Regions from separate parts of the Homo sapiens genome. Here region 1 is linked to region 2. The links are chromatin loops, found by intact Hi-C in ENCODE. Cell type or tissue: PC-9. All regions are shown on one strand. Links, peaks and the distances in the headings refer to the core of each region. The heading gives the core; the rest is flanking DNA.

Region 1 (15,218 bases), core at 5,264-10,263, 77 kb before region 2:
GAATCTTTGTACAATCAACTTGAACAGTCTGAAGAACTAGAGGGAGACTCATGGGGCTATCTTCTCCAATAAAGATGTCTTTTCAATATCAAACAACCCTTCCCAGAGCTTGCAGTAGCAAGAATGGTCTGGGGGAATATTGGATGCCCACCACAAGGTTAGATACTGAGGGAAAGGGAGGCGTTAGAAAGCATGATTCTGGCTGAAGTGGAGTTGGAGATATAAATTCACGTGGCTTTTAATGTATTGGGGGTCACAGATCCATTGAAATCCGTTAAAAGCTATGAATGCTCTCACAGAAAAACGCACATCACATAAAAATTTGTGCATGCATAATTCTCAGTACTCATGCCCCCCACCACCACCATTTGGAAACCTATCTCTGGACCCTGACTTTAAAAGTCCCCAACTTAGATAAATAAATGAAAAATAATAAACAATATAAACAAGAAACAAGAAAACAATAAAAAGATCAGGAGCTAAATTAAACAGTACATGTGTCAGTTTGTATAAACTTACTGTAAACACTAGAAGGACTTCAGAAAAAGTGACCAACATTGAAACAATCTCTAAAAATATGATCTAGGGGTTGTGTGATGCAGATGAGCCTTTTCTGGATCCTTGGCTTCCAAGGCTTTCTTGGTATTGCCTTTGCCCCATACTAATGTTACATGTAAGGTGTCACTCGGTATCCAATAAATACTTTTTTTTGAGATGAATGAACTTGAATTCCTCACATGGGCACCATGTCTTTGCTGCCCTGTAAAACCCTACCACTTGTGTCTGGTTTGGTGAGAAACACCCCAGGAGGGCAGTGAGTCTGCTTGAAAGTAGGTGTGGAGTTTTGCTTATGAAAGGACTCAATGCTTCCAAGAGTTGTGCAGAAAACACCTGAGTCCTGGGTAGAAAGAAACCACAAAAACTTGAAGCAATCAGGAACTGTTTTGTTTGGTTTTTAACAGCAAATACAAGTTTAAAGTACACCTTGACATCAATTTAAAATTTAGCATTACAGCATTCTGAATGTTTTCCTTCAGCAAATATTCATGGAGAGCTTGCTATATTTCAGATGTGTGCTAGATCCTACAGATCTAGATTTTTGCAAAAATGAACATGACAGACCTGAATCCTGTCCTCACCCAAATTAATGAAGGGACTACAGAGGCCACCTCCCTGGTCATTCTGTAGATGGAGAAAGCAAGACCCAGTGAGAGGGGTTATAATTTTCCCAAGATCACACAGCTAATTAGGGACAGAGTTATGACCAGAACCCAGAGCTTCTGGCCTTCCAAGAGCACAATCATCTTAGTAAGAATTTGATGATAAATTAGGGGATTAAAATATTTCTCCACCAAACATTTCATTAAGCTTTTTCTTTTCTTTTTTGAGACAGAGTCTTGCTCTGTCACCCAGGCTGGAGTGCAGTGGCAAGGTCATCTCGGCTCACTGAAACCACCACCTCCTGGGTTCAAGTGATTCTCCTGCCTCAGCCTCCCAAGTAGCTGGGATTATAGGTGTGTGCCACCACGCCTGGCTAATTTTGTATTTTTAGTAGAGATGAGGTTTCACCACGTTGGCCAGGCTGGTATCGAACTCCTGACCTCAAGTGATCTGCCCACCCCAGCCTCCCAAAGTGCTGGGATAACAGACATGAGCCACTGCGTCCGGCCAAGCATTTTATTAAGCTTCTACTGTTTTCTGTACCAGTCCTTGGCTAAGTGTCCAAGATGCTGAAATGTATGATATACAACTTGACCTTCTAAGATATGGCAGCTAAAGTAAATTTGATTGTAGAAGCCAATGATTTGATAATAAAGTAGCTTTTTATATGGGCAAGTTCTGCCTAAACAAACAAACAAAAAACCTTAGTTTAGGGGATCACAGGCAATTGTTGAGAGGAAAAAACAGGAAAACAGAAAAAGGAGACAAATGGCAACAGTAAAAATGTAGAGCAGAAATTGAGCCATGTTTTGGTGGTTTGAGTGTTTTACTCCGAGGGGTTTGTGTTCCCCTTTGTAACCTTGTAAACCACACCGGCAAAGAACATCAACACCTTTGGGAACCTGCACATCTGCAGAGCCAAGTCAGCATTGAAAGGGGGTGAAAGGATAGCATCAAAAAGTTCAGCTACTGGGGTGGGGTAAAAGCCCTGACCATAAATACTTTGGCCAGATAGAATTTCTAACACATTGCATGCCTGGGGCTTGCAGGTGGGCCTTTGAAATCTTTCCTCGGGGCTTGGCAACAGTGTGGTGCCTCTGTTCATGCCTTTATTGATGTATCCATTAGAAAGTGACATGATTTGCTTACTAAGTTTCTGTTTAATTTGCATCTTAATGTCCTATCATTAAGATATAAATACAGGCATAGGGAATTGAGTAATTTAGAAATTCCCTCTGGGGATTTGGCAGCAGGACTGTGAACATGGAAGGCTGCAGCCTGGAAAAGTGGGTATCTGAGCAGATCCACACCTTGAGAAGTGTTTGGAAAAGAACCTACCTGCCGCAGCATCGCACCTGAAAGCCCGAGGTGCAGGTGCATGCCATTGGCCACATGTATTTTACATCAGAGGTAGATGCTCGCCAGGGTCAGTTCTCAGCATCTCCAGGAAGCCCTTGGTGTTTATTTGTTTTCCTCCTTGTGTTTCCTGCATACAGAGGTTTGTAGACACTGCCACAGTCTTTGCCTCCAGATCCACAGGCAATTTTGCTTCAGAACGCTCTGTGGTTTGGGTACCTTAGGAGTGGAATAATATAAGGAAAACAATGGGAGCCAAACAGCCCCGAGTTTCAGTCTTTCCATGAGTTATGCAACATCTCCAAATGTTAGTGAGCTCTTTTCTGGGAAATGGCTATCATAGTTAATTTGAAAAATTGTTGTGAAGCCTAAATGAGTTAATATGCTTACAATGCCTAACAGGTTACCTGAGTCAGTAGGAGCCTAAAATCATCAATGTTCTTCGCTTTCCTGTTAGCACCTCTTTGGCTTCTGAACTTCTCAAACTCCCAAATGAAGCTCTATGAGGACCAAATGGAGGGCTCTTGATCATCCAAAGTGCATTTTTCTCTGGCCCATTCTCCAGAATGAAAGTTGGTAGCCTCAAATGGCTGCTTCTTGTAAATGGGCAAAGAGCATTGAATGGCTTGTCTAAGTCATTTCAGGAAATAGCTTGGTTCAGCCCCGCTCTTTCCTCTCTCCAGAGCGGAGAGCCCCAGCTGTGTGTACATAACATTGGGAGTTGAAAGTGCACTAGAGAGCATGTCATTCAACCCTCTCCGTTTAAAGATGAGAAAATTGAGAGTGAGAAGGATGGAGGGATGTGCCCAAAGCCATGTTGTTACTTAGTTGCAGAATTGTAAGGAGACCTAATGTCTCCTGTTTTTATGGAGATGTCATCATTTTCAAAGGACTTTCATAATTTTTATTTTATTTCATCCTCGTGGCAAATTTAAGAAGAAGAAAGTAGTGCTATTTCCATTGTACAGATGAGTAAACTGAAATTTAAAGAGGAAGCAAAATATAGGCCTCAAACCAGAGTCTGTGAACTTCAGGCCCCACTCAACTGCCAATGCTTTTTCTCTTTTCTAGAAAGAGACAGGGTCTTGCTCTGTCACCCAGGCTGGAGTGCAGTGGTGCAATCATGGCTCACTGCAGCCTCAAACTCCTGGGCTCAAGTGATCCCTTCACCTCAGCCTCCCTAGTACCTGGAACTATAGGCACACACCATCACATCTGGCTAATTTATAATTTTTTTGTAGAGACAGGATCTTCCTATGCTGCCCAGGCTGATCTTGAACTCCTGGGCTCAAGTGATCCCTTCACCTCAGCCTCCCTAGTACCTGGAGCTATAGGCACACACCATCACATCTGGCTAATTTATAATTTTTTTTGTAGAGACAGGATCTTCCTATGCTGCCCAGGCTGGTCTTGAACTCCTGGGCTCAAGTGATCCTCCCACCTCAGCCTCCCAAAGTGGTGTGATCACAGGCATGAGACACCATGCCTGGCAATGCTTTCTTCATTAGCTCTGAAAAGTGTAGCCATGGCCCAGACCCAAGATACCTCACATATCACAGTAAGGAGGAAAGGGAGGAAAATGCTCACATTAATCCTTAAAGGCAAAGGGGCAGAAGGAAGATTCCAAGAAAAATCTGTTTGTTCATTCATTCATTCGTTCTTACATCAAACACTTTCTGAGCAGCACAATATTTGAGGAACAGTGTTAGGTGATGCAGGAATATAGCGGCAAATCAAACATCATCAAACATTTGGAACCCTTTAGGAGCTTACAATCTAGTAAAGAAGTTCACCATTTGTGAGCATTTATCTAACAAGAGGCTCTTCTCTTTTACACAATAAAATAAAAACAGATAAAACTTTACTGTTTGAAGTGTTTGGGCCCACTTCCTAAACTTAATAAGTATAGTCTGGTGATTTTGAAAATTGATAACTGAGGGTTCACCCTACACTGAAATTCTGAGCATCACTCATTGTTGTATAAGAACTAGGATTGTGGATCCAGAAAGACTAGGCAATTAATTGCATTCATTAATCTGGACTGAAACCCTGAAGGTTAGTTTCTAAATATATAGGTTTTGGTTTTGTTTCTTTTTCTTATTAGATTCTGGAAATGGAAAATCTAATATTTTGAGATTGTAATTAATTGGATTTTGGCTAACTGAGCCTTTATTGTATGCATTTTACAAAGCATAATGGTAGTTGGCAAAACTCCATGATCTTTCATTCAATAATCTTGAATTTCTACTTGCCAAATGCCATGTAACACATGAATTAGGTCTTTAATCTCAAGGGGTTTATAAACTAGTTGATCCCAGCTGGCAAACATAAAATATGAATGCTGCCACTTCTGCTTCTTGTGCTCATCACAGGCAATGCTAATTGATCACAGACCTCTTGATGCATTTAGACCTGGCCTCAGAATCTTTCTTATCAGAAAGCTTCCAGTTACTACCAGTAATTAAAAGTTGCTTACTTGTTTAAACCTATTTGCTGCCTCTGTGCTATATGAACGCTTACTCACTCAGCATATGTGGAGAAAACATAGTGGTGTTTCCAATAATGCCACAACAAAGGGCCATACTGAAATGAGTACAAATCCACTTCAATTCACTCCTTTAGTGCTTCCATGCATATAAATTATATTATATGGCAGAGAAACTTCATTTGTTAAATACTTGAAGCTCCGTTTTCATCAGCTCTATATACGGTTTGGAAATAACACAAATTTAAAAATCTAAATATCACTAATAGATGTTAACTATATAGAAACTACTACTGGATAGTCACACTAAAAAAATGTTAAGGCCAGGCATGGTGGCTCACGCCTGTAATCTCAGCACTTTGGGAGGCCGAGGCAGGCAGATCACCTGAGTTGGGGAGTTCGAGACCAGCCTGACCAACATGGAGAAACCCTGTCTCTATTAAAAATACCAAATTAGCCAGACATGGTGGCACATGCCTATAATCCTAGCTACTCGGGAGACTGAGGCAGGAGAATTGCTTGAACCCGGTAGGCGGAGGTTGCGGTGAGCTGAGATCGAGCCATTGCACTCCAGCCTGGGGAACAAGAGCGAAACTCCATCTCAAAAAAAAAAAAAAAAAAAAAAAAAGTTAAAAGGTGAAGGTACATTCAGGGGTGCTTACATTCCATTTGGATTTTCATTTTATGAGTCAGTCTCTACAAATGCCTGGCTAAAACATGTTCACTTATAAACACTCTGACAAAGTTACACCAAAATGATGTGGATGACAGACAGGATGGATTCAAGTAAGATTTCATTTTTCCTTTTCCTCAAAAACCTGCATTCTGGACATTTGTGTTACATTTAAAATTTTGTCCCTCAAAGCAGGCAATGATGGCCACATTAGAAGTAATAATTCCAACCAACCTTGACAATTGGTTACCTATCCATTAACTACAAAACCTGTACTCAAAACAGTAGAGAGTGAAGAAGAGCTACTGTTCCGCACAGACCCCAGATGAAATGAACAAGCCATGTGAGGCACGTGCTGTGAAAGTGAGGCTGTCACCACCCAGGCCTGCATTAATGGAACCACAGGCACCAGGAGAAGAGAATGAGATCCTGCCTGACTCTGCAAGCCAAAGCATATCCATGGCATTTTTTCCAGCTCTAGACATCCAACTTTAAAAAGCTGGAGGCTGCTCTAGATAGAAAAATACCTGGAAGCTACAGCATTAAAAGGACAGAAGAGAAAGGGGAAAGGCTCTATACAGTGGCAGATCCAGGTTTTGTGGGGTCTAAACCTGGTATAATACAGTAGGAGTGAGAAGGGGAGAATCTCCTTCAAGAAAATGAATGCAAAATTACAATGACCAAAGTAAATGGGAATTTGACTGCTTATTTTGAATGAGAAAACAGATCACAATAAATCATTGGAGACTTAAGGATTGAGGTCACTTTCCTTTTGAGAGCTCTAGGCAGTTTACCAGAGATATGTAGGCAGAAATGGCTTCCTGGTGGGAGCCTGGCTTCCCCTCCCCTCCTAGGAATCTCTCTAACTCTCAGCACCCATGGGCTTGCAGTGGGGAGAGGCCCTGAAGCCTGAACTGTGACCGCTTCACAGTTAATCTTCCTCTGGCTGTGTATGTGTGTGCGGTGGGGAGGCAGCCTTCAGAACCCTGGTGGGAAGGATGATAGTAGCTGTGTTCAAGGACTAAGTATTTGCTACTCTGGTGTTCCTGGAGATAGAACTTGGGCCCACAGTAGAAACTGCAGCAAGGTAGATTTGAACAACAGTATAAAAACTCAAACATCCGGAATTGTTCATCCACAGAATTAACTTTCTGGCCACGTGGGAAGAAAAGCAGAAATGGATTCATTGCCTTGCAGAAGGCTGTAACCTAGATCTCTTCTTGGTAGAACTTAGCCTAGAATTTAATCTCGAAAATCTTTCAAACTCTCAAGCTCTGTGTCATTCCGTTATGATCATCTGTCCCTTTTACCTGCCCTGTTTTTTATTTATCCTGCTCTTGGAGATCCCAGATTTCTTTCAGGGGAAACCAACCCCTCACACAGCCAGCCAGTGTGGTTTGCAAGAGCTCATGTTGTCCTCCTCTCCAGCCCCAGGATGGGCATATGTTCTAGTTGTAGAGACACCAGTGCTAATCCAACGAGCCAAAAGTCAGGGGGTTTTTTTGTTGTTGTTATTTTGTCTTTGTGTTTGTTTTTTTGAGACAGAGTCTCGCTGTGTCGCCCAGGCTGGAATGCAGTGGTGCTATCTTGGCTCACTGCAACCTCACCTCCCGCGTTCAAGCGATTCTCCTGCCTCAACCTCCCGAGTAGCTGGGATTACAGGCATGTGCCACCACGCCTGGCTATTTTTTTTTTAGATGGATTGTCGCTCTTGTCACCCAGGCTGGAGTGCAGTGATGCGATCTCAGCTCACTGCAACCTCCCTCTCCCGGGTTCAAGCTATTCTTCTGCCTCAGCCTCTTGAGTAGCTGGGATTACAGGCACATGCCACCACGCCCGGCTAATTTTTTGTATCTTTAGTAGAGACGGGGTTCACCATGTTGGCCAGGCTGATCTCGAATTCTTGACCTCAAATGATCCGCCCACCTCGGCCTCCCAAAGTGCTGGGATTATAGGCGTGAGCCACCGCACCCGGGGCCGTGAGTCAGTCTTGAAACTCTGGGCGTTCCCGTATGAATAGAAGAGCTCTCTTCTGGCTGGAGTTGCTAAGCCAGAGGATGCAGGTCTGGAACTTTCAGAAATTATCTTGCCTGTTTGAGAGGGGAGCCACCGAAAAGGAAAGCAGAGCTGAGAGATGGAGACGTGCAAATTTGCAGGCGGTGTGGAGAACCTGGAGTGAGCCATGCCTGAGTTACAGCCCCTGTACGTTGAGCCAATAAATTCCTATTCCTGCGTTTCTCAAGCTAGTTTGAATTGGACATGACTGACTCACTAATAAGACCTCAAATTCATCCCAAAGACCTGATGCCCCTAACTTTTTGAGTAAACACCACCCTTTAGCTCTTATTTCTAAGACGACCATGTTTGGTCACATTTTATACTATTTTAGATATTTAAAGGCATTTTGCTTGTTTATTTTTGTTGGCATTTTGAATTTTTAGCCCACTTTTGGAATCATAGTGCTATTATCAATGGAAAGTTCTGCTGTGCAGTTTTCATTCATGTGACATCTATAATAGGGTTTCATATTTTTGGATGTAGGTAATCAAACTTTCCCACTTAGGAGCCTAAGGTGATGTATGTGTTTATCTTTGGAAAGTATGTGGAGAATTTTGCTATGGTAGGTATTCCAAGTGTTTTTCATCTTGATCACTAAACAAGATTTATGTTCTCACTCACAGACGATGACAAAGCTAATAAATTAGACGTGCCGACAACCCTTCAATAAAGAAACTATTTTTCTACAGTTAACAGTCCTTTTAGATATTAATAAGCTTACTTAGTTTTAATCAACTTGTCATAGGCAAAACTGCCTCCTAAAGAATATAAAGCCTAAGGAAAACAAACCGAATTAAAAATGTTTTTTTTCCCTTACATTGAAATTCCTTAAGTGAAACACATATGCAAAATCAACATGCTATACGGGCAATCCCTACTTAGCATGGCAGAGCAGAACTACAAAAATGACCAAGAAGCTGTAACCCCACAAAGTATTCTTAATAACTGTAAAAAAATATATGATTGATTTTTGACTTTTAAGAATTTTTTGTCAAAGCGCTAAAATTGATCATACTATCAATTATAAACATATAAGGAAATCAAAAAATAGTAAAACTAATATGTATTTAGTACACTGTAATTTAAAACATGAGAAACATTGAGAATTAAAGTACTTTATTTATAAGAAACTTATCAAAAGTAGTTTGAAAAGCGCTTCTCTTCTTTCACCACGCTACTTGCCATATGAAGCAGGCATCTTTTCTATACCCTTGGTGAATTGTCAGGCTTCTTTCTAAGCTTGGATCAGCTTCCAACCTTTTGTCGAATGCATTTGTAATTGTGTGAATTATTTTCAAGAATTATTTTAATGTGAATTTTTTGCTGCATCCCTTTCTCTGGGACTTCATCTTTTTCATCATAATGAAACGGGTGGGCATCTTTGGAATGCTACCTACAAATCAAGTCTCACAACTCTATCAGCTTTGAATAGACCTACTTAAGCTCCACAGAGAGTTATTTTGAAACTGCAACTCAGAAGCCAAGTCCGTGTTGGAGATTGTAGGGTTTTATGGAATTTCAATGTGTCTTCTTTAAATCAGAAATATAGAGAAGCCACATTATTTAGCAGGACACAAATAGCTTGGAATACATGGCTTCAGTGGTGTCAGAGGACACTTTACGAAAATATTTATCTTATTTTGAAGGAGTACGGCAGGTGGCACGATGGGAAAGGTGGTCTTTGAGAACATCCTATTAACTGCTTGGCACTTGGCTTGCTCCTGGTCAGTGTGATCAAAAATAGACAGGGCACACGTAATCATACATGGCTCACCCTCTCTAGGAACTCTCCTTAATTGCCTGAAGCATTGACAGATCAATATAGTTGTTTGAAAACTTAAGAGATGTTTTCCAAAATGCCAGTTGTCAAAATGTTGCAAAATTATTCTCTCTGCCTCTTCCCCACTGGCTTTCCCTTTCCATAATTTCTGCCCTAGAGGCAAAATTGATGAGCAGCAATAGTCAGTAAGAATTTATTTTTTTAAATTTTTGAGACAGGCTCTGACTCTGTTACCCAGGCTGGAGTGCAGTGATACAATCATGGCTCGTGGCAGCCTTGACCCCCCTGGCTCAAATGATCCTCCCACCTCAGCCTCTTGGTAGCTGGGACCAGAGGTGTGCACCAACACACCTGGCTAATTTTTGTATTTTTTGTAGAAATGGGGTTTCATCATGTTGCTCAGGCTGGTCTCGAACTCCTAAGCTCAAACGATCCTCCCGCCACAGCATCCTACAGTGCTGAGATTACAGGTATGAGCCACCGTGCCCATCTGTAATATTTTAAAGAGCTGTCAAAAACAGTTTCAGAGGCATTAACAACTGTTTGCTATGTAAGCAATCAACTTTTAACCAACATCTCTTCAACTATCCTTTTTTTCTTTCAAAAAATTTTGTATTAAATATTGAATACATATAAAAATATATTTATATCATATGTGTAAGATGTAAAGAAAAATAATGAAATGAATACTCATTCATAAAATTACCAGTATCCCCAAAAGCCCTGTGTGATCCTTCTTACTGCTCAACCTTTCCTTCTTACAGAGGAAACCTCTATTTTAAATTTATTTTTATTATTCCTTATATAATCCCTGAATTTTATACGCATGTATCCCTAAGTCATATGATTACATATTGTTTGATTTTGCATGTTTTTGTATTTAGTATAAATATAAGGATACTGTAGGTCTTCTTTGCTTTTCCTCCCATGTTATTATGTTCCTGAGATTTACCCTGTGGATGCATGTTGCTGCTATATGGTTTTAAAACGTGTGAATTTACCATTATTTATTTACCTATTCTACATTGCTGCATATTTGGGTAGTTTCCTTTGTTTTTTTAGGCAGTGCTGCTATAGAATATTTTGTATGTGTCTCACACTACCTCCGTGCTAGAGATGCCTTAGGGCAGTAGATCTCAAATTTCAGCATGCCTTTTAATTTCCTGGAACACCTACAAACGTCGCAGACTCATCCCTGAGAATTCTGACTCCTTCTGAGATGGAGTCCAGGAATCTGCATCTTGCAGCCTCCCTGTTGATTCTGATGCACGTGGTCCACTGACCTTCCCTTTGAGAACCACTGCTGGTGTATATACCGAGGCATACAATGCCAGACAGTAGGGTATGCGATCTGTAACTTTACTTTGAAGTTCAAAATTGTCTTTTTTTTAATTATTATTATTATTTTACTTTAAGTTTTAGGGTACATGTGCACAATGTGCAGGTTGGTTACATATGTATACATGTGCCATGCTGGTGCGCTGCACCCACTAACTCGTCATCTAGCATTAGGTATATCTCCCAATGCTATCCCTCCCCCCTCCCCCCACCCCACAACAGTCCCCAGAGTGTGATGTTCCCCTTCCTGTGTCCATGTGTTCTCATTGTTCAATTCCCACCTATGAGTGAGAATATGTGGTGTTTGGTTTTTTGTTCTTGCGATAGTTTACTGAGAATGATGATTTCCAATTTCATCCATGTCCCTACAAAGGACATGAACTCATCATTTTTTATGGCTGCATAGTATTCCATGGTGTATATGTGCCACATTTTCTTAATCCAGTCTATCATTGTTGGGCATTTGGGTTGGTTCCAAGTCTTTGCTATTGTGAATAATGCCGCAATAAATTGTCTTTTAAAGTGGCTGTACCACTTACACTCCCACCGAAAAGATATGAGTTTCCATTGTTTCACATCCTTGCCAATATCTCAAGATTTTTAATGTTTCTTAATCCTGAGAGTGTAAAGTGGTATTTCATTGAGATTTTCCTAGAGTCTGGATTCTAATCCTTTGTAAATTGCCTTTCACTTTCTTTATAGTGACTTTGATGAAAACTTTTTAATTTGAAGTGATTTAAACATATATTTTCCACTATGGAATGCATGTTTTTAGAGTTTTGTAAAAGAAATTTTTCCTGTCTCTGATTTATAAAGATCTTCCCCTGTGTTGTTTTCTAAAATAATCATAGTTTTGCCTTTCATATTTAAGTATTTAATCCACCTGGGATTCATTTTGTGTATGCTATGAAGCAAGGATTCAAATTAAATTTTTTTCCATATGGATAATCATTCATCCCACTACCTTTTTTATGAGTTACTTTTTTATTGGAATTGTATTGCATCTACACAGGTCAATTTGGGAGCATTGACATATATAATACATTAATTTTCTTATTCACATATATAGAATACCCCCATATTTATTTTAAATTGTCTTTTAATAAACTTTAATACTTTTTGGTATAAAGAGCTTACACACTTTTTGGTTGCATTCATTTCTAAAACCTTTATATCCTTGCTATTTTCACAGATTTTATCTTTTTAAAATTGTGTTTTCTAAATTTGTTGCTTGTATAGAGAAATAAAATTGACTTCTACATTGATTTGTTAGAAACCCACTATATTTTTGTTAATATTAATAATTTCTTAGATAAGCTTTTCTGTGTACAAAAACCAACACCATTTAGGAGCATTTTTTCATTCTTAAACTTTTTAGCATATCTTTCTCTTGCCTTGTTAGCTAGGAAGACCTTCAGGAACGCGTTATATAAAAATGGTACGTAAGAGGATATCACTATTTTGCTCTTGATCTTTCACAAATAAGTATGATATTTACTGTAAATTATGTATAAGTACTCCTTGTAATATTAAGGAATTTCCCACCTATACTTTGCTCTATTTTCTATTTCAGTAAAAGTATACTTATTTGAACCGTAAATAATTGTCAGAACTTCTCTGAAAAACCAATGGGCCTGGTGTTTTCTTTATATAGACCTTACCTATCAATTGAATTTCTGGAAGGTTTATAAAACTATTTAAGATGTTTTTTGAGTTTGTTTTTGGTTTTGGTAAGTTTATTTTTCTGGAAGTTTGTCCATTTTATCTAAGTTTGCAATTTTATTGGCATATATTTAATAATCAGGCTGTTCATTATCTTTTAAATTTCTGCTGCTCCTGTATTTATGTCTCCATTTTCATTCCTAATTACATTTATTTATGCCATCTATCATTTTTTAATGGTCAATGCTGCTAAAGGTTTGTCAATGTTATTAATTATCTTCAAAGAACCAATCTTTGACTTTGTTGATCCTCTTTGTTGAGTATTTATCTTCTATTTCATTAATTTTCACTAGGATCTTCAGTATTTTTTTTTCGTTTAGTTGGTGTTTATTCTGTTCTTCTTTTTCTAACATCTTGAGAGAGATAACAGTGTGAGATATTTTTAAACCTTCCTCTGACCATATAAAGCTATAAATTTGCCTCTAAGTAGTTCTTTGGCTATACTTCACAGGTTTGGGTATGGATTACTTTTATTTATTCCACTTGTAATTGATTTCTTATTTGGTCCATGAGTATGCAGAACTATATTTCTTAATTTTTAAACTTTTGGTGCTTTCTAATTATCCTTTTGTTACTTTGTAACACAATTACATTTTGCTCACAGAACATGAATTTTGTAGACGTTTATTTATGATTATGTGTGAGTACAATTTTGCACGTTCTATGTAAGTTTGGAAAGTGTGGTTGCCAGAATAATGATCTCCCAAAGATGCCTATGCCCTAATGCCTGGAATATGTAATTATGTTATAATATATACCACACATAAAAACTTTGTAGATGTGTTTAAGATTACAGACCTTGAAATGGGGAGATTATCACAGATTATCCAGATGGGCCCAATCTAAATATATGAGCCTGTGAAAATGGAGAAACGTCTTCTGCTAATCAGAGATGTGACAGAAGAGAAGACAAGAGAGATGAGTGTATGAACTCAAACACCATTGCTACCTCTGAAGACATAGGGCTCTATGAGCGAAGGGTTGTGAAGTGACCTCTAGAAGCTTAGAACAACCTCAGGCCAACAGCCAGCAGGAACAGGGACATCAGTCCTACAACTGCACGGGACTGAACTCTGCCAACAATCTACATTAGGCTAGGAGCAGATTCTCCCCCAAAGCTCTGAGTAAGAAAAACAGTCCTGGTACCTTGGTTTTAGCCTGGTGAGACCTGTACGGATTTCTGACCTATAAAACTTTGAGATAATAAGTTTGCGTTGTTTTAAGCTGCTGATTTGGTGGTATTTGTTATGGCAGCAATAAAAACTGAAACAAAAAGGATGTGTGTTTTCCAAGTATTGGATGCAGTATATTATTTATCCATTAGATAAAGTTTGTTAATTACACTTGGAAGATCAACTGCACAGTTACTTATTTTCTGTCTTATGACTAATGGAAAAAAGATAAAGGTGGATTTTTGTTTGTTTCTCTGTGTAAGTTTATCAGTTTTTGTTTTATATGTCTTGAAGCCACATTATTAAGTAAATAGTTATTAAGAATTGTTACAGCCGTCACATTTTTTTAATCCGCTCTAAAAATCTTTGTTTTTTAACTGGGTTGTTTAGTCTTGTGTACTTATTGAGATTAATGATTGGTTTGGATTTATTTATGTATTTATTTAGAGATGGGGTCTTGCTCTGTCGCCCAGGCTGGAGTGCAGTGGTGGGATCTCAGCTCACTGCAAGCTCCGCCTCCCTGGTTCACGCCATTCTCCTGCCTCAGCCTCCCGAGTAGCTAAGACTACAGGCACCCGCCACCACGCCCGGCTAATTTTTTGCATTTTTAGTAGAGTCGGGGTTTCACCATGTTAGCCAGGATGGTCTCGATCTCCTGACCTCGTGATCCACCAGCCTCGGCCTCCCAAAGTGCCGGGATTACAGGCGTGAGCCACTGTGCCCGACCCGGTTTGGATTTATTTATGCTCCCTTATTTTGTGCTTTTCATTTGTCCTTCCAATTCTGTTTCCTTTTTTTCCTCTTTCCTTGCCTTTTTTAAGGTTTTAATCATATTTCTCTTTTGCTCATTCTCTTTTTATTCTCTTCTAAGTTGGAAGTTGTATACTCTATGTATATACTTTTAGTAACCACCTGAACATTTTAATATAAATAATTATTTTTTAAAATACAAAGTTAATATTTTACCCTTCTCAAAAATAATATAAGGAACTTAGACTATTTTAATTTTGATCATTTCAACCCTAGCTTATTTCCTATTTTCTTCCTATATTTTAATTTGTTTAATTTAAAGAAAAAAATTTTTTTACTGAAAAAAAATAGGGGCAGGGTCTCATTATGTTTTCCAGGCTGGTTTTGAACTCCTGGACTCAAGCAATTCTCCTGCCTCACTTACATTTTAATTTTATCTTATTTTTTACTGATCCCACAAATTAGACAATTATTTTTTAAGTAAATTTCCACTGAGTTTTGACTGTATATTTATTAGGATTTTTTTTGCTTATCTTTTCTCCTTGAAAACTGTACTTTCATTTGGGATCATTTATTTTCTCTGCTTGAAGGATATCACTTGGAATTTTCTTTCTTAATGGTCTTTTAATAGAAAACTCTGATTTTGCTAGGATGAAAATATCTTTACTCTGCTCCTGGAAGTTAATTTTATTGGGTATACAATTCTATTTTAATATATTTTTT
Region 2 (15,218 bases), core at 5,560-10,559:
CCTCCTATCTCATCCTGTGACTTAGAGTATCTAACTTACTGAGAATGCAGCCCAGCAGGTCTCAGCCTCATTTTACCCAGCCCCTATTCAAGATTGAGTCACTCTGGTTTAAACACCTCTGATATGATCATAGCTCACTGCAGCCTCAGCCTCCCAGGCTCAAGTGATCCTCCCAAGTCAGCCCCCCAACCAGTTGGAACTATAGGGGTGTGCCACTACGCCTGGAAATTTTTTTTAATTTTTTTTTTTTTTTTTGAGACAGGATCTTGCAATATTGCCTAGGCTGGTCTCGAAGTCCTGGGCTCAAGCCATCCTCCTGTCTCAGCTTCTCAAAGTGCTGGGATTACTGGTGTGAATCACGATGCCCCACCAAGTCAGCACTTTCTACTTCAAGTAGTCTTTTAACTTTGAAAAACTGGGTAGTACTGTTCCCATTATACTGAGTTATATTGAGCTAGAAATTGGGACTCCAGGAAGTTAATTAACTTACCCAAGTTCACACACCTAACAAGTGATGGAGGTGAGATTTGAACTCTACCTGCACGACTTCAAAGCTTGGTAGCCTTCTTGTGTGCCAGACTTCTTCTCTAAGAACATTTGTAAATATATATATATATATATATATATATATATATATATATATATATATATATATACACACACACACACACATACACATATATATAATTTAGAAATCATAGTTTAAATTTAAATTGGTGGGAGATTAGTAATATGCTGGGATTTTGTTGCTTGATCAAAATTATGCAACTATTAAGTGATGGAGAAAGAATTCAAACCCAGGTCTAATAAAGGGTTTCACATTAACCTACCCCCTCTAATGATCCAAGAATTGTGATGCTAACAGCAGTAACATGAATATCACATACATTTTGTATGGCACTTTAAAGGTCTCAGAGTTGTCATTTTGGCCCCACAATACTGGGCGGTTCTGGCAGGGCAGAGCTTCCACGCAGTTCACAAGTTAGGAAACCAAGACTGTGAAAGTTAAACCTAAGGGCTCACAGGCAGGAAATGGTCCTAAAATCTAGGTCTTGGGCAGCAAATTCTGAGTCCACAGCCTTCACTGTCATCAAAAGACCTCAGAGCAATTTTAAATGGACATATCCCCAGCTGTGAATAGAGAGATTTATCTCCTTTTTTTTTTTTTCCCTTTGAGACAGAGTCTCACTCTGTTGCCCAGGCTGGAGTGCAATGGCTTACAGCAACCCCCACCTCCCGGGTTCAAGCGATTCTGCTGCCTCAGCCTCCTGAGTAGCTGGGATTACAGGCACGCGCCACCACACCCAGCTAATTTTTGTATTTTTAGTAGAGACGGGGTTTCACCATGTTGGACAAGCTGGTCTCAAACTCCTCACCTCAGGTGATCTGCCCACCTCGGCCTCTCAAAGTGCTGGGATTACAGATGTGAACCACCGCACCTGGCCTCATTATCTCCTTTTTAAAGCAATTATTTAGAAGTTAGCCAAAGCCTTAATCAGCCATTAGATTCCTAAAATAATGACAGCTGCTGAGTGGGAATTTATTGAGTACTTACAATGCATAACATTGCAAATGACATGGGCCCTGTCTTCAAGGAGCTTACAAACCAGTACACATGCAAAGACATAAACATAACTGACTTGTATACAATGAAAAATTCTTTTGAGTCTATATGCACAGAAGCACGAACTGAAGCAATGATTTTAAGAGTAAGGAATATAAATACCCCTTTTGGAAAGAGGAGAGCTACTTTATGCTTTGCAGGCAAATTCTCCATAAGGGACAACTACTTTGAGTCCACAGCAGTTTGATTATTTATTCTCTTTTCTGTGTCCAAGAGCCCAAATAAACCTGTCAAAACTCTTTGGTGTCTTATTCCTGAAGAGCAATCACTATTAGTCCTATTGTGACCAGTTCTCCAGTGGCTCTGTTGGACTGCTATACTCTGGTTGGAAAAAAAAGAAAAAAAAAAAAAAAACTTCTTGCCTAAACATAAGGAATTCTCATCCTGCTCCAAGCCTTTGCGTGTACCTTTACCTCTGGAAAGCTGTTTCTTTCAACTCTTTACCTGGACAGCACTTATTCATCCTTCAGGTCCCAGTTACACTTCATGCCCACTGGGAACCTTCTGTAATTCTACAAGTCTGGAATAAAGCCTGTAGTGGTCCTTATAGGTTAGGCAATAATAAATGTCCTCCAATTCTCTCTGGCTTGAAAAAAAATAAAGGTTTCTCTCTCACACACACTACATATCCATTGCAGATTAGCTGGGGGCTGCGCTCCCTGTTATCCTCCCTCAGGGTCCTAGCCCGAAGGAGCCTCCCCCATCTGGAGTATTGATAGTCACCATGAAGGAAAAAGACTTCCACCTATATGTGACTTGTGTTGCCTCCACTTATATTCCATTAGTCAAAATAGGTGATGCCTAACTATAAAGAGGTGAAGAAGTGAAATGTCGTGCTATGTGCCAAGGAGAAGATGCAGAGTATCAGTGAAAGCCACTAAGAACCAGCACAGAGATCTTTCAGTTTGCTGCTATCACAGAATCCCAGTACTTACCACAATTGCAGGACTTATTGAACGGTATTCCAGTTACCTGATTATTAGTCAGTGTGCCCCCATAGGACCCCAAGCTTCTGAAGGGTAAGCACTCAACCTTACTTTTATATCTCATACCTGCCACAGTGTGTGGCACGTATATAAACTCAGAGGAAAAACTTGAATGAAGAGGACAATGCCTTTTTTTTTTTTTTTTTTTTTGAGACAGGGTCTCGCTCTGTCACCCAGGCTGGAGTGCAGTGGCACGATCTCGTCTCACTGCAACCTTTGTGTCCCCGGTTCAAGAGATTCTTCCACCTCAGCCTCCCCAGTAGCTGGGACCACAGGCGTGCGCCACCACGCCCAGCTAATTTTTGTATTTTTTGGTAGAGACGGGGTTTCACCATGTTGACCAGGCAGTTTCAAACTCCTGACCTCAGGTGAGCCACCTACCTCAGCCTCCCAAAGTGCTGGGATTACAGGCATAAGCAACCACACCCGGACCTATTTTTTAAAAAGGCAGGTCTGTATCTTTAAATGTATGATTTCAAAATAGTTATAATTCAAAATGCTACTTGTGTGTTATATTCCTCAGGAAAGATATACATATAGCCTTGAGCTACAATTCTGACTTTGCTTGTGAATGCAAATATTTTAACAAGTGTAACACACAGAAGCTTGAACTATCAATTATTTCTAGAGGTGTGTGTAAAATATCTTATTTATCCCAGCGATCTTAAATTAGACTGAAGAAAAGAACTCTACCTTTAAAAATACATCTCAGACTTTGCATTTGTCCTCAACTTGTCTAGCAGATTAATCAAAAGTTAGAGTTGTTTAACATGTAAGAGAGAAATGTAATATTTATTTAGTTTTCTTAGTTATGAGTGGATTTTGATGGCTAAATATGACAAGTAAATGCGAAAGATGAATTAACTGTCATAAGTTTCCATATTTATAATTAGGAATTAATTTTCCTATACACTTCAGGGCTTAAAAACATATCAGTTGAATTTTTTTCCAAACAAATTGGTTTAGAAAATAATTCACCAGTTCACTGTTGAATTCTGCCAAAATGGTAAATTCTTTGAAAACATTTAGCTACTAACAAGTAGCTTGAATAAATTAAATGGCAGTGTGAATAAATATACCCATAAGGTACCTTTGGAGAAAAACACAATGTATAAGTTTGTCATAAAAATTACAGTCCACTGAAATGTCACCTTTTCTTAAGTACAAATTTATTTTCAGAGGAACCATGTCATTTTTTAAGTGTGAGTATTGGATTTAGCAATCATTAGACTTAACATGAAGAATATACTTACCAATTTTAGCTTCTTTCACTTTGAAATCTTTTTATTGGATTGGCCCTAAGGACAATCCATGGGATGTTTTATATTTGTATAATATTTTCATATCATTATAATATTTTTATTTTGATCATCACGGTAATTCTCTGTGGTAGATGAGTCATATACATTTAGCCCCATCTAACTTGGCTATTTTCCTACTTCTACACAGTTTCCTTCTTCTCAATCCACTTTCCAGTAGTGACATTTTAACAGGCAGATTTTCATGAATACTCTCTCAGCAGCACAGAGTCAACTCTGCTCTGATTAAAATTTGGGCAAGAAAATTCGTCTTTTCCATCAAGGGCTTCTACCTATGGAATTTCCTCCTCTTCCTGATGACAAAACCCCAACTCGGTATCTTATGGAATATATCTGGATGCCTTCTTAAGAGAGATATGAGCTCCAATAAACAGATGTTTATTTTTAGGGTTATCTCACCTTGTTTTTACATTTAAAAACAACTACGAGATTTGTTTAATGCCATTAAAGTGTAACCAAACTAGAATTTATTCCTTAAAACCCCTGAAGTATGACATATCATACACTCCCTGCAAAACTATAGCACGGTTTGAACTAGGTAAAATAGTAATACATGAAGTTGCTCTTGCTATTCCTTTTTCACCATTCAGTCTCTCAACAAATATTTTTTGAGCGCTTGTTATATGCCAGGCCTTATGTAGTTAGTATTAAAATGTCGAGCAAAAGCCAAGCTTAGAATGTAAGGGGGGAGATAGACATTAATCAAATAATCATGTCAAGGAATGTGTAGTGAGCACTCTGAAGCATAGGGCTATGGTTTCAATATGGTTTGCTTGTCCCCACCAAAACTCATGCTGAAATTTGATTCTCAATGTGTTGGTGTTGAAAAGTAGGGCCCCCGGCCGGGCGCGGTGGCTCACACCTGTAATCCCAGCACTTTGGGAGGCCGAGGCGGGTGGATCACGAGGTCAGGAGTTCAAGACCAGCCTGGCCAAGATGGTGAAATCCCGTCTCTACTAAAAATACAAAAATTAGCCAGGTGCAGTGGCGGGTGCCTGTAATCCCAGCTACTCGGAAGGCTGAGGCAGGATAATTGCTTGAACCCGGGAGGCAGAGGTTGCAGTGAGCTGAGATCACACCATTGCACTCCAGCCTGGGCGATAAGAGTGAGACTCCGTCTCAAAAAAAAAAAAAAAAAGAAAAAGAAGAAGGAAAAGAAAAAGAAAAGACAAGTAGGGCCCAGGAGGAGGTGTTTGGATCATGGAGGTGGATCCCTCAAATGGCTTGGTGCTGTTCTCTCAGTAGAAAGTGAGTTTTCGCTTTAGACACACCGGGTTAGTTCTTGTGGGCATGGATTATCTCCCATGAGAGTGGGTTGTTATAAAGTCAGGACACCCTTCAGGTTTTGCCTCTTCGAAACATGTCCACTTCTTTGACCTTTTGCTGTGTTGTCACAAAGCACGAAAGATTTTACCAGAAGCTGAGCAGAGGCCAGCGTCATGCTTCTTGTACTTCCTAGCCTGCAGCACCGTGCGCTAAATAAACTTTTCTTACAAATTATCCAGCCTCAGGTATTCTGTTATAGTAACACAAAATGAACTGGGACAAGTGATAACCATTATTTCAAAGTGGATAATACCAAAGGAACTTTACTTAGGAGAGAAGAGGTCAGGGAAGCCTTGCCTGAGAAGATGACCCCTAATCTCAGATCTGACAGACAAAAAGTTAAGGATTGGGGCTTGGGATTAAGCTAGAATAAATAGAGAGTTGAAATACATACCAAAGGGCTGGGCGTGGTGGCTCATGCCTGTAATCCCAGCACTTTGGGAGGCTGAGGCGGGCAGATCACCTGAGGCCAGGAGTTCAAGACCAGCCTGGGCAGCATGGAGAAACCCCGTCTCTACTAAAAATATAAAAAAAAAAAAAAATAGCTGGGCATAGTGGCATGTGCCTGTAATCCCAGCTATTCGGGAGGCTGAGACAGAAGAATCGCTTGAACCCGGGAGGCAGAGGTTGCAGTGAGCCGAGATGACGCCACTCCAGAGGGACTCTGTCTCAAAAAAGAAAGAGAGAGACAGAGAAGGAAAGAAACAAGGAAGGAAGGAAGGAAGGAAGGAAGGAAGGAAGGAAGGAAGGAAAAGTTGGGGTCGGGAAGAGGGGCTAAACTAGTATGAGGCTGGAAAGGCTGTCGTGGCCCAAAACTGTGTTGCTGTGGTTTCAATGTTTGTTCCCTCCAAAACTCATGTTGAAACTTAATCCCAATGTAGTGATATTAACCGATGGAGCATTTATTTATTTATTTATTTTTGAGACAATGTCATGCTGTGTCGCCCAGACTGGAGTGCAATGGCATGATCACAGCTCACTGCAGCCTCAACATCCTGGGCTCAAGTGATCCTCTCACCTCAGCCTCCCAAGTAGCTGGCACTTCAGTCATGTGCCACCATACATGGCTAATTTTTTTTTTTTTTTTGAGACAGGGTCTCACTGTTGTCACCCAAGCTGGAGTGCAGTGGCACGAACATGGCTCACTGCAGCCTTGACCTCCTGGGCTCAAGTGATCTTCCCACCTAAGCCTCTTGAGTAGCTGGGACCACAGATGTGTACCACCATGCCTAGCTAAGTTTTTAAAATTTTTTCTAGAGACAGAACCTCACTATGTTGCCCAGGCTGGTCTCAAACTCCTGGGCTTAAGCAACCCACCTGCCTCAGCCTCCCAGAGTGCTAGGATTACAGGCATGAGCCACCACACCTGGCCTAAGGGATGAAGCTTTTAAGAGGTGATTGGGTCATGAGGGTTCTGTCCTCATGAATGAATTAATCCATTTAAGGATTAATGGATTAAGGGTTTGATGGGTTATGACGAAAGTGGGTGTCTTATAAAAGCCAGTTTAGCCATCTCTCATGCACCCTCTCACCCTGGAGTGCCTTCCACCATGTTATGATGCAACACAAGGCCCTCACCAGAAGCCAGCCAGACGTGGTCACCTGATCCTGGACTTCCCAGCCTCCAGAAACATGAGAAATAAATTTCTGTTCTTTATAAATTACTCAGTCTCAGGTATTCTGTTATAGCACAGAAAAGTGACATGCAAGATTTTTTCCTTATCACAAGGGCAACAGAGAGCCACTGACACAGTTTAAACAAGGGATGAACATAAGCAGACCTACGTTCTGGAAAAAAATACTTCTAACTTTATTGTGGAAAATGGGTTAAAAAGAACTCAAAGTGGATACACAGAGTGTAATGGGAAGTCTGGACGAGATGGTGGTGACTTAGATTCAGTGAAGCAGCAGTGATGAGGGTGAAAGGTGACAAATTTGAGAGATATTTAGATAAAATGGAGAGGACTTGGTAATAAGTTGGCTACAGAAGGCGAGGAAGGAAAACGGATTGAGTACAAATCTGAGGTCTCTGGCTTAAACAATGTTTAATTATTTAGCTAGTTAGAAAACATGAGAGAACCAGGTTTGATTCTGGGTCTTGGACATGCTGAATTTGAGGTATCTGTGAAATAGTCAATCTCAGAGGAGGGTCTGAGCTAGAGATTTAAATCTGGAAGTCACTAGTAATTCAAACACTGGGGATATATGGAGTGATATAAGGGGAAACAAGAACCAGGAGGGAACCAGAAGGAACTTCCCTATGTGATGACTGAACAGAGGCAAGTAAGCCTCCATAGGAGACTAGAAATGATTAACTAGGAGGAAAAGCAGGGAAGTCTATTATCTCAGAATCAAGAGGGAAGTGTTCTAAGAAGGAGGGAATGATCAATAGTCTCAATTTCTGAGAAGCAATCAAGAGAATTGAGACTGAAACGTGTACATTTGACTTAACAACATGGCAAGTGATGGCAGAATTTCAGCATGTTTAAATAGCAGTGGGTAGCTTCTGCTTGGCAGGAGAGAAGAGAGGACTTCCATTGGGATTCTGTCCAACATCATCCCAGTGGCTTAACCACTTTGTGCTATTCTGCACAATATTAGACAATTCAGAGCATCTCCCTAAACTGCATCTTATATAAAATGGGAAGTGCAACATCACACAGGATTGTCGGGAAGATGAAAATAAAACAACAGGTGAACAGAACTCTAAACTATAAAAATGAATTAAAAAGGTGCAGCAATTATTATTTCTCCTCAACCTGGGGTTCAGCCAAAGCTTATCTTTCCTATGTCGTCTTCCTCCAGGTTCTGGCTAGATAGCTAATGCACGCAGTTATCTGTGGCTGATCATGGCTTGTCATACTGCTACTCCTAGATGTCTGTGAGGGGGTCTCCTATAGCTTCAACGATAATACACAGAATCTCAAAATCCATTGCAGGCCACGTGGCTGAGCAGCAGGCAGAGATCATCCTGAGCAAAGACCTTTCTCTGCAGCATACCTAAAATCACAGCCAATAGGCAACTGCCTCGTCCAGTCCTCAGAAAGCACTGATTATTAGATAATATAAAGAATGCCACTTCCTCCCTCTCCCCTCAAATCAAATTACCCAACCTTATGAGGATTTCAGAAGGTTTTGTTTTGGTTTTGAACCAAAGGGAATGTTTAGAAAAGTAAGGCAAGAATGCCATCTTGGGGTTTCAGCTAACAACACAGTCTACCTTAGCAGCAGATAGGAAGAGGAATGTGTTCCTAGAGGTCGTTCAATGTCACTACAGCAATGGACTTAGATCCTTAAGGGCTGTTGCTGGTTGGCTACATTTAACTGTTGGAATCCCCCAATTAAACAATTAAAAATTCAGCTTAACTCACCACATTGGGGTTTGGCCTTTCAGTATGTCGAGCTTCTAGTTAAATCACTCTCAGCTTTTGCCTCCTCCTCAATGATCTTGTCTTTTCATGATCTGCTTAACAAGATGACTCAGTGTTTGGGGACATCATTTGATGACTTCCTTTTTCACCCATCCTCTCTGTTTATTTCAATATAGGTTAAAGGAAAGCAATAACAGAATTTCTCAGGTTTTTGTTTATTTTATTTTGAGAGGTAGGGGGATTATGGCTTATAGAACTAGCTCCCCAGGTTCAACAAGTATGACTACAAAGTAATAGGATTCCTTGGTGGAGTTGAGTTTTATTCCTTGATAGGACACTTTTATACTTTTTTGACTTGCATAATCCTTCCCTCACAATTTTATTTTTTAAAAGATAGTGATGAACGCAGTTATTATGGTTGGCATCTTTCATTTATCTTTCCGCATTTCACCTGTATTTACTAAAGAGAAATAAATTCAAAGGTGCAAATAATCCAGTAGCAAATAATCTGGGGCCTCAGTTTTGGATGTTTCCTTTCTTCCTGTTTGATGGGAAACCTTTCTTTGGATAGGTTCCCTATGTAGTTCTATGCAGGAGAGATGCAATGTGGGATGATGAAGAGAGAAGATTTGCAAGATGTAAACATTTGTTTACATTGTGCCTTTAGTCATAGTCGCTTATATGACTGTCTTCACCCAAACCCAGGAAGGTTTTTGTTTTGTTTTGTTTTTTTGAGATGGAGTTTCACTCTTGTTGCCCAGGCTGGAGTGCAATGGCGCAATCTCAGCTCACTGCAACCTCCACCTCCCAGATTCAAGCGATTCTCCTGTCTCAGCCTCTCAAGTAGCTCAGGTTACAGGCATGCGCCACCACGCCCAGCTAATTTTGTGTTTTTAGTAGAGATGGAGTTTCTTCCTGTTGGTCAGGCTGGTCTCAAACTCCCGACCTCAGGTGATGCTCCCACCTCGGCCTCCCAAAGTGCTGGGATTACAGGCGTGAGCCACCGTGCCCGGCTGGAAGTTTTCTTAAAATGCCTTAGAATAAGGACTCACTGTCTCCTATCTGGCATTGAGTTAGAGATCAGTAAACATTTGTTGAATCCAGCAACGTGTGTCTGAAAGGTAAGATTTGTGCTTTGTCCTTCTTTTCCTTAAAAGTTTCAGAACATACTCTTATTCTCTTGCCTTGAATTTGGAAAGTTTTTGTGGCTGCATCTGTGAGACGTGAAAGTCAGAGTGAGGTGAAATGAGAGAGCTGAGCACGAATCAAGGCAAGTACTAGCTGCTTGTTCCTTTGTCTTACTACAGAGAACGGTATGATCATTCTTTAGAAGAAAAAGAATTAGCCATGAGTGGTGGTGAACACCATTGGTCCCACGTCCTCAGGAGGCTGAGGTGGGAGGATCGCTTGAGCCCAGGTGATCAAGGCTGCAGTGAGCTGTGATCACACCACTGCACTTCAGCCTGGGCAATGAAGCGAGACCCTGTCTCAAAAATAAATAAATAAATAAATAAAAGCAAAACAAGGAGAGAAATTACGATTTTTTTTTATTTGGCCAAATGTGGAAGGGAGATAGCATGTCAGGGGTAAGGGGATGGGAAACTTCAAATATGACTCTCTTAATGTGTGTTCAGTTTACCTTTAAACTCTCTGAGGCAGGTGGGGACTCGGTTTGAGTTTAGGCTCTGTGGGAGCTGTGTGACCTTAGGTAAGTAACTTAACCTCTCTATGCCCCAGATTCCTCATCTGTAAAACAGGATTAATAACAGTACTTCCTTCATGAGTTTATTGTCTGGGTTAAATGAGCCAATGAGTGTGAAGTGTCTGGCAAACGGCCACTTCTCTATAAAAGCGTAAGCCCCAAAGGCCCAAAAGCCAACTATCCCAGGTACCCACAAGCCCATACTGCCATGGAGTATGAGCCCCCTTCTCAACATGTATGTGTGTTGCTCCTGGTTGAGGAAAGAGTGGTCACACATAAATATGGTTTGTTGAGATACACTTAAATACCTATGAAATATGAACTGCTAGGTCAACTTATAATCATTAACATCACATAAGTAAACTAAACAGGAGTTAGGCATAAAAGCTAAAAACAGAACTCTTTGGAGAAATGGGGAATGTAGATTAAAACAACTTCAAGAGTTTACTAACTATGAGAGGAAAATCACTGAGAAAGAACTGAAAAAAGTAGTTACTGTTAGGAATGTGTCCAGGCGGAGACAAAGTCCTAGGAGAAATGCATTAGTTCAGGGAGAGTTCAGGGTTTCATTACATGTGATATCTGGGGAGCTATTTGAACTGCAGCCCATCCTGACATGCAACAGAGAGACCCTCCTTTCCTAGCAATCAGGGGAGCTGAGAAACTCATTTAACGGATCCACAAGAGAGGAAAAAAGATCAGAAGCCTAAGAGTTCAGTCTTTGGAGGAGAAACTTCTAAATCCACGGGTGACGGGAATAGAAATCTAACCTTAGGGCTCAAATCAGAAAATGTTCTCTGCAGACTTTTGTTTTAGAGTAATATTGATTTCAATTTTTTTCTTGAAAACATAAGCTTCACAGTAGGTAAAGGTGGTTTCATTCACTTTCTTGACTTCTATTAAAAACTTTTAAGTCATATATTAATTTTTTTAAGTTCCGTGGTACAGGTGCAGGATGTGCAGATTTGTTACATAGGTAAACGTGTGCCGTGGTGGTTTGCTGCACCTTTAAACCCATCACCTACGGTATTCAGTCCAGCATGCATTAGCTCTTTTCCCTAATGCTCTCCCCACCCCCGCCCTCCCCTGACAGGTCCCACCGTGTGTTGTTCCCCTCTTTGTGTCTATGTGTCCTCATTGTTCAGCTCCCACTTATAAGTGAAAACATGTGATGTTTGATTTTCTGTTCCTGTGTTAGTTTGCTGAGGATAATGGCTTCCAGCTTCATCCATGTCCCTGTGAAGGACATGATCTCATTCCTTTTTTGGCTTCATAGTATTCCGTGGTGTATGTGTACCAGATTTTCTTTGTCCAGTCTATCATTGATGGGCATTTGGGCTGATTTCATGTCTTTGCTATTGTGACTAGTGCTGCAGTGAACATACGAGTGCATGTATTTTTATAATAGAATGTAAATCATTTGTTAATTTTTAAAAGTAAACATTTTATGCCTAAATAGGCATTTTCATATACTGTCAGTGGGCATGCAAATTGCTACGATGCCACCAAAGAGCAATATGTCAATGGCTATCAAAATGACAAGCGCATATGTCTTTAATGCAGCATTTTCTCTTTTAAAACATTTACCCCACAGATATACTTACACATGTAAATATGACATTTGTACAGGATAGCTCATTGCAACATATATAACAATTAAATACTCTATAGCTATAAAATGAATGAATTTATTTATATAATAGAATGGAAAGATCTCAAAGATATATTAAGAGAAAACAGCAAGATCCATGACAAACATAGTGTACTACCATTAAAAAAATAAACAAAATTAAAAAGCAAAAAAATATGTATGTGTGTTGATTCTAATATGCATACAAATTCTCTGGAAGAATAAATAAGAAACTAAAAACTAGTTACCTCTTGGAGAGAATATGAACTGGAGGACATGGAGGGCAGGAGGGGGAATTTTAACCATATGAATACATTATGTATTCAAAAAAATTAAACTACAAAAAAGTCATACTTTATAAGAAACTTAAGAACATCCCACTTTATTTTATTTTTATTTTTTCAGACAGGGTCTCACTCTGTCACCCAGGCTGGAGTGTAGTGGCACAGTCTTGGCTCACTGCAACCTCCACCTCCTGGGCTCAAGCAAACCTCCTACCTCAGCCTCCCAGTTAGCTAGGACCACAGGCTCGCACCACCATGCCTGGCTAATTTTTGTATTTTTTGTACAGACAGGATCTCACAGGCGGGTCTGGAACTCCTGAGCTCAAGTGATACACTTGCCTCAGCCTCCCAAAGTGGTAGGATTACAGGTGTGAGCCACCACACCCAGCCAGAACATTCCATTTTATGCCAAAGATAAACTTCCAAACCAGCAACTTAGTATCAAATAATAGCATTTAGGAAGGTATCCCCAAAATAAATTACAAAGAAGTAATTTAAAAACCCAAAGGCTCATATCATATGTTGATCTGAAAAGGACTCTAGTAAATCTATTTTCCAATTTCTTAGATCGTATTGCATATCTAATGAATGTAGGCTTCAACAGCTGGTTCACACCTCTGTTACTCAGGTTCTATGATGATAAACTGTGAATAACAGTGCTAGTAAAATTTCAGCCAAGATTATATGATAAAGGTGTCTCTGAAAGATCTTATAACTATCAAACCCCCCATGAATATGCAGTGACCAAGCACCTGTATTTCTCTTTCTCCCTGTGGATGAAATAGAAATATAGACCTTCATGGTAGCGTATATCATAAGACTATAATCCCCATGCCAACTGAAGTCACATTTATTTTGATCAATACTATATTCCTATCACCTATTACAATTATCTTAGCCTAGATTTCCCCAAAAGTGGAGTGGAAGACAAAGCCTGTATTTGAATAGTTATTTGAGACTGTGACACCAGTGGGCAAGAGCAAAGGAGGGAGAAGCAGTACAAGGTCACATTATCAAGTCAACTGCTGCAGCAGTAACAGGTGGATCCCGCAGGACCTTCTGGGGAGACTTCTGAAATGCCTCTCAGGCCGTCTTCTCAGAAGAAGAAAGTGGGAGGAACCCCATGCCCCACTGGTCCAGGTATCTTATGGAGCTCTAACTCCTCCACCCTTCCGGGTTGCACAGGTCTGAGTGCCAAGTGGACTCCCCTGGGAATCCAACGGATGACACAGCTGTAGAGAAGCCAGGGCAGGAAGCAAAGAGGCTCACGCTGCAGGCCAGAGGCGAAGCCCCATCAGGCTGCATCTGTGGAGCTTTGTTGAAGTCTGCAGGGAACTGGGCACCACAGCTGTGGCTGGCACAAGAGGCAAGTCTGAGAAGACCTGAAGTGGCGCTCAAGAGGTGTTCAATACACAGTGCATGTCACACGGTAAGGGCTCAATAAATATTTGTTCAATGAAAAGACCCCAGGTGACCGGATCACAGAATCAGAGAACTGGAGGAGTCCTTGCAAGTCCACTCCTCCAACCTCCCACCTGGTGTAGGTTTTCCTTCTGAAGGAGCCTAGAGATGCATCAACACTTCTCCAAAAGCGGGGCTCATCCACTACCTGTGAGGGAGCCCCTTTTGTGTTTAAGTAGCTCTACATACGAGAATGCTTTCCTCGCACAGAGAAAAATCTATCCTGCTGTAGCTTCTACCATCACTTCCAATTTGGTCCCCAACAGCATGCTGGGGCTCAACCAGCTGTGGGCACAGTGCAGCTCTAATTCACCCCTACATTGCTCATGTTAAGCGAACAGGGAGGAGAAATCCTGCATGCAGTTAATTTGGGAAAACATGACAGAATAATATGAATTGGAAAGAGATATGAAGCACTGTTCTTATGTTGATACAAGCAAATATGTTCTTTAAAAATAAAAAGGAGGCCAGGCATGGTGGCTCACTCCTATAATCACAGCACTTTGGTAGGCCATGAGTTCAAGACCAGCCTGGGCAACATAGTGAAACCCTGTCTCTACTAAAAATACAAAATTTAGCAGGGCATGGTGGTGCATGCCTGTAGTACTAGCTACTCAGGAGGCTCAGGTGGAAAGATCACCTGAGCCCGGGAAGTTGAGGCTGCAGTGAGCCATGATCGTGCCACTGCACTCCAGCCTGGGCAACATAGTGAGACTCCATCTCAAACAATAAAAAATAAAAATAAAAAGGAAATAAGTCTGTGAATACTTAAATAAAAAGATAAAAATCTGGTCTTCTTGGAGGTGAGGGTATTTTTTCTTTTTTCTTTGTGTGTGTGTGTGTGTGTGTGTGTGTTTCTGGCTTTGGTGTTATGTTTAAATAGGCATTCCTCACACTAAAATTATATAGTCACTGTTGTTTTCTTTTTCTTTTCTTTTTTTTTTTTTTTTTTTTTTGAGATGGAGTCTTGCTCTGTCGGCCAGGCTGGAGTGCAGTGGTGGGATCTCGGCTCACTGCAAGCTCTGCCTCTCAGGTTCACACCATTCTCCTGCCTCAGCCTCCCAAGTAGCTAGGACTACAGGTGCCCACCACCACGCTCGGCTAATTTTTTGTATTTTTAGTAGAATTGGGGTTTCACTGTGTTAGCCAGGATTGTCTCGACCTCCTGACCTCGTGATCTGCCCACCTCAGCCTCCCAAAGTGCTGGGATTACAGGTGTGAGCCACCGCGCCTGGCCAGGGTATTTTTTCTCACACTCTGTGCTCTTAGCTGAGCCCACTTGGAGGAAAACATCTACACTGTTGATTGTTTTTGCTTAAGTTCATGGCCACTCACCTTGAGGGAGCCCATAGTTGACCTGAAAGTCCTACCAGTTCATTCACTCTCCCATTCCAACCCCTTCTCCCCATGGCCACTCTCAGCTGATGGCCTTGCTTCCTATTTTATTGAAGACATAGAAGCACTCAGAAAAGTCTACCAGTTGCCATCACTATATCCACCAGCATCTGTGGATGT

The links. Peaks named below come from ENCODE experiments on the same cell type or tissue, not always from the same donor. Only the 100,000 strongest peaks of a DNase experiment are listed, where the experiment ranks them.
Region 1: a loop joins it to region 2, with 8 times the contacts of the local background. A loop is called at or near these places in 4 of 110 quality-filtered maps.

Annotation. Positions count from the first base shown.
Region 1 is chr15:59,821,569-59,836,786 of GRCh38, reverse strand. No RefSeq gene overlaps it. Among named protein-coding and RNA genes, the nearest start is that of BNIP2, 140 kb to the right of the region's middle. In PC-9, for the core only: no CTCF peak of the experiment used is centred there; DNase peaks (open chromatin) are centred at 5,706, 7,676 and 8,296; H3K4me3 peaks cover 1,059 bases; H3K27ac peaks cover 5,000 bases.
Region 2 is chr15:59,745,235-59,760,452 of GRCh38, reverse strand. No RefSeq gene overlaps it. Among named protein-coding and RNA genes, the nearest start is that of BNIP2, 64 kb to the right of the region's middle. In PC-9, for the core only: a CTCF peak has its summit at 8,466; a DNase peak (open chromatin) is centred at 8,462.